2 separate regions of the Homo sapiens genome follow, and region 1 is linked to region 2. A link is a loop called in an ENCODE intact Hi-C map of the cell type or tissue named here. Cell type or tissue: IMR-90. All regions are shown on one strand.

Region 1 (2,500 bases), 180 kb after region 2:
TATATTTATATATATTTTAAATTACAATCAAGTGGAGCTTATCTAGGGAATGCAAGGCTATTCAGAATTCAAAAATCAATGTAATCCGTTATGTTATGAAGTTACAAAAGAAAAACCACATGATTATATCAATTGATGCAGAAAAAGACTTTGGCAAAATGCAACATCTATTCATGAAATAAAAATCAATACTGAAATTATAAATCTAAATGTAAAATACGTAAAACTGTAAAACCATAAGAAGAAAAAATAGAAAGTCTTTGTAGTCTATAAGGTTAGGCAAAGAGTTCCTAGACCTAACACCAAAAGTACAACTCGTAAGAGAAAAAATTGTTAAACCTGGACCTCATCAAAATTAAAAACTCACTCTGTAAGTTACTATTAAGAGATTGAAAAGGCAAGCTATAGTCGGGTAGAAAATACTGACAAATCACATTTCTGACAAAAGACTTGTATCCAGAAAATACAAGCAACTGTCAAAACTCAATAGTAAGGAAATAGACAACCCAATTTTAAAATGGGCAAAAGATATGAACAGATGCTTCCTCAAAGAGGGTCTACAGATGTCAAAAAAAGTGAAAAGATGTCCACTGCCATTAGCCATTAGATACATGCAAATTAAACCTCTAATAATGTACCACCGCAACTTTCTTAGATTAGCTAAAATTTAAAGTACTGACAATATTAATTCCCTTTAAGGTTGTAGAACGCTGGATCACTCATACATTGCTGGTAGGGAGGTAAAATGGCATGGCCACTCTGGAAAACGGTTTGGTAGTTTCTTATAAACATATAGTTTCCATATGACCCAGACGTTCTAGTCCTGGATTCTTTACTTCAGAAAAATACAAACACGTTCACTGAAAAACCTGTACACCAATGGGCATAGTAGCTGTATTCATAATTACCCAAACTGGAAACAACCCACATTTCCTCAATGGGTGAATGCATAAACCGGCTGTGGAACACCCGTACAGTAGAAAACTACTCACCAATGAGAAGGCACACGGTATTGACAGACACAAGTTGAATAAATCTCAAAGGCATTATGCTGGGTAGAAGCAGCCAGGCTCAAAAGGTTACATGCTATAGGATTATACTTTTACGACATTCTTGAAAAGAGCATAGGGATGGAGAACAGAACCGAGCTGGCCAGAGTTTTGTGGGAGTGGAGGGCATGAGAGTTTTGTAGAGAGCTCTCTCTCGTCTTGATGGTGATGACGGTTGCATACCTTTATACATGTGCTAAAACGTATAGAACCGTGTCCCCGAAGAAAAAGTCAGGCTCACTGTGTGTTAATTTTAAGGGGAAAAAAAACAAAAACAAAAACAAAAAAACGTTTTAAAGCACCCACCGTCAGCGTCACTTTTTCGAGGCTAATGAAGTTTGACTGAGCCTTGCTTGGCTCTTTCCCTACATCCCCCGCTGGGGGCGGTAGGGAGCAGCAGCGCCGTGCTGTGCTTTGGGGTGGAGGAGCCTCACGGACCCTTCCTGTCTCTACTCACTTCCCCTTTAAGTTGGGTCCCTCATCCTTTCCTGAGGACCCATTTCATTTCCTTTCCCTGTCCCCACTCATCCAAAAGCTCAGACCAGGTTGCTTGGCCTACCATTCACGACTGCGCCGTCGGTCTCCCCGTGCCTCCCCACCCTATCCTTTCCTTCTCCAATTGAGCCCAACTCTGCTGCCAAACTTGACCACCCAGCTTTCCCCTGGGCTGTCCTCTCCACCCCTGACTATGCACCCCTCAAAGCCACCTCATGTTCTTGCCTCTAGGGGCTCCGTGGCTGGGCTCCCTCCTTGGTGAGCACCCTTGGCGATTCGTTGGAACTTCTCACCGGGCAGTATTGTATTGCACCCCCTATACCAGCTTCTGAGGAATGAGTTCCATCTCTTCCTCTAGACACTGAGCTGCTTTTAGTTGAGGGCCAAGACCTCTTCATTGCCGCCTCCTCCATATCGCTTGATGGAGCGCCTTGTGCACAGAAGGTGCTAATCAGAGAATATAGAACAAATACTCTTCCTGTCTCTAATTGCCCTTGTCCAGAGAACCCTCAAGTCAGAAGTGGAAGAGGGTCCTCCTGTCAAAGGGGGAGGGAGTGGGGAGATGTTAGTCAAAGGGTAGAAAGCTTCAGTTAGACAGGAGGAATCAGGTTTTGAGATCTATCACACAGCAGGGTGACTGTAGTTAATAATAACGTACAGTGTTGTATATTTCAAAATTGCAAGGAGAGTAAATGTCAAATGTCTCACCACAAATAAGTGAAGTGACTGATATGGTAATTAGCTTAATTTAATCATTCCATGTTGTATATATATATATCAAAACATCACATTGTACCCCATAAACATGTACAGTTTTTAAGGGTACTGGAAGGTAACCTGTGCCCCACTTCCCTGGAGGTCTGTCTGTATTGCATTTAATAACTGGATGTTTGAGTTCCACCCATGAGTGCCTTTCTGCTCAATCCCCTACTATGTGTATCCAGATAGACTAGTTG
Region 2 (2,500 bases):
GATGCCAAAAGCACAGTACACAAAAACAAAAACAGAATACAGCAACGGAACAATTAACAGAGTGAAAAAGTAACCTGTGGAATGGGAAAATGGGAATGCTGTTCTGCATAGCAACGGAACAATTGGCAGAGTGAAAAGGTAACCTATGGAACGGGAAAATATATTTGCAAACTATATATCTGACAAGGGGTTAATATTCAAAATTTATAAGGAACTCATATAACTCAATAGTAAAAAAGTGAAATAACCCAATTTAAAAATGGGCTAAGCACTTGAGTAGTCATTTCTTTAAGGAAGGCATACGAATGGCCAAACAGTACATGAAAACATGCTCAACATCACTAATCATCAGGAAAATGCAAATGAAAACCACAATGAAATGTCACATTACACTAGTTAGGAGGGCTATTACCCGCCCCCACCCCCACCCCTATCCCCCCAAAAAAACACAGAAGGTAAGCATTGGAGAAATTAGAGCCCTTTTACACTGTTAGTGAGAATATAAAATGATGAAGCCACTATGGAAAACGGTATCTTAATTCCTCACAAAATTAGAAATAGAATTAGTTTATGGTACAGCAATCTCACTTCTGGGTATTTATCCAAAAGAAGTAAAATTAGGATCTCAAAGAGATATTTGCACTCCCATGTTTACTGTTGGCTATTCGCAATAGCCAACATGTGGAAACAAACTAAATATCCATCAACAGGTGAATGGATAAAGACAATAGGGTACATATGGACAATGGAATATTATTAAGCCTTAAAAAGAAGGAAATCCTGCCATATGCAACAACTTGGATGAAAGCGAGGACATTATAGCAAGTGACATATTTAGGACAAATACTGCATGATGTCACTTAAAAAGGTATCTAAAATAGTCAAACTCTTATAAGCAGAAAGTAGAATGGTGGTTGCCAGGAGCTGGGGGAAGAGGGACATAGGAAGTTGTGACTTGATGGGTATAAAGTTTCAGTTAGGCAAGATGAGTAAGTTCTAGAGATTTGCTGTACAGCATTCTGCCTGTGGTTCACTATACTGTAGCATACACTCAAAAATTTATTAAGAGGGTAGATCTAATGTTACATGATCTTACCACAAGTAATTTTTTAAAAATAAATCTTCCAATAGCCATTTGCTCAAGGGCTATCTTCTGCTGCACCTAGACCAGGTAGGTGTGTGTTGGCTGTGCAACCCTGAGTTTCCCTTTCCACCATACTTTTTACACATTTGTGTCATGGACTGTTTAGTCGTGGGTCTTTCCATCTAAAATACAAGCCCTTTGAACCCAGGGGCTGCAGCCACACCGTACACTATTATCTCCTCAGTGCCGACAGTGCCTGGCCTGGGGCAGACACTCAGCAAATATTTGTGGAATAAATGAAACTATGTCGTTCTTCTGCCATTGTGTGGGGTTAGTCAGTCTTAACTGAGCTATTTTGTGGTCTTTATAAAATTCCCCATTGAAGACTGTGCATTCCATCCTGACTGAGTTTCTACAGACTTACTGTATTTCTCTGCCAAGTTCACTCCAACAGACAACTGTGATCAAAACTATGATGCCAGAATTGGTCCAAACTAAGAAAACCCTCTCCCCCGCTCATTTCTGTCTGGGCAGGCTACTCATGACACTTGACAAGTCCCAGCCTTGATCAAGAACAGCTGGACTGAGCTTCTTCCCATGTTTCAGTGTCAGGGAATGGAGGAGGGTTCTTACCAGTTCTTTCAGGCGAGATTGGCAATTCCTTCCTCCGGGAACCCCAGAGCCGGCTGTTCTTACCTCTAGCCTAACATCAGATGATTGTGTTGTTGACCTTCTGATCAGATACAGAAGCTGTATGATTTCTACAAAGGGAGAGTCAAAATCGCCTTTTAACGACTGAAACAGGAGACTATGGGGACTGGGGCACTGCTGGTACTGCCAGACTCTGTCCCACGTGGTGTGACTTGATGGGAAGGGTTTTTCCATGAATGGCCCACACAGGCATGCTTATTGAAAACATATGTAAAATATACCCATTACATCATTCTTCCAGCCTGTGCTTTCCTGGGAAATCCCAGTGTAGTAAAGTTAGGAAATCTAACTGCTTTTCCACTCACACAGCACTTTACTATTCACATTGGCCAAGTAGGGGAGCCGCACTTGGCTTGACTCTCTCCCTGTGTTTCTGCACATAAAGGAGCAGATGTAAGAGTCCAAATGGTTGATTCATCCACAGACCCTAACACCTTAAGGTCACGGGTGAATAGAGAAGCAAGAATTAACAATTTAATGCTTTATTTCCAATACAACATGGAAGTTCAAAATTAAATATCAGGCTGGGCACGGTGGCTCACACCTGTAATCCCAGCATTTTGGGAGGCTGAGGTGGGCAGATCACCTGAGTTCAGGAGACTGAGATCATCCTGGCCAACACGGTGAAACTGTCTCTACGAAAAATACAAAAATTAGCCAGGCATGGTGGCGGGCACCTGTAGTTCCAGCTACTCAGGAGGCTGA

What was found. A loop is a pair of places that touch in the nucleus more often than their neighbours do. Peaks named below come from ENCODE experiments on the same cell type or tissue, not always from the same donor. Only the 100,000 strongest peaks of a DNase experiment are listed, where the experiment ranks them.
Region 1: it touches region 2 in a loop (4-fold over the local background); 1 of 110 quality-filtered maps calls a loop at or near these places.

What each region holds. Positions count from the first base shown.
Region 1 is chr2:100,918,063-100,920,562 of GRCh38, forward strand. All of the region lies in intron 2 of NPAS2 (neuronal PAS domain protein 2), which reads left to right. Among named protein-coding and RNA genes, the nearest start is that of NPAS2-AS1, 58 kb to the right of the region's middle. In IMR-90, a CTCF peak has its summit at 1,418; no DNase peak of the experiment used is centred here.
Region 2 is chr2:100,741,074-100,743,573 of GRCh38, forward strand. LOC105373508 (a long non-coding RNA gene) reads left to right here. Exons shown (of 2, transcript XR_007087156.1): 1 at 1-138. Among named protein-coding and RNA genes, the nearest start is that of LINC01868, 62 kb to the left of the region's middle. In IMR-90, no CTCF peak of the experiment used is centred here; DNase peaks (open chromatin) are centred at 1,028, 1,468 and 2,048; H3K4me3 peaks cover 198 bases; H3K27ac peaks cover 1,216 bases.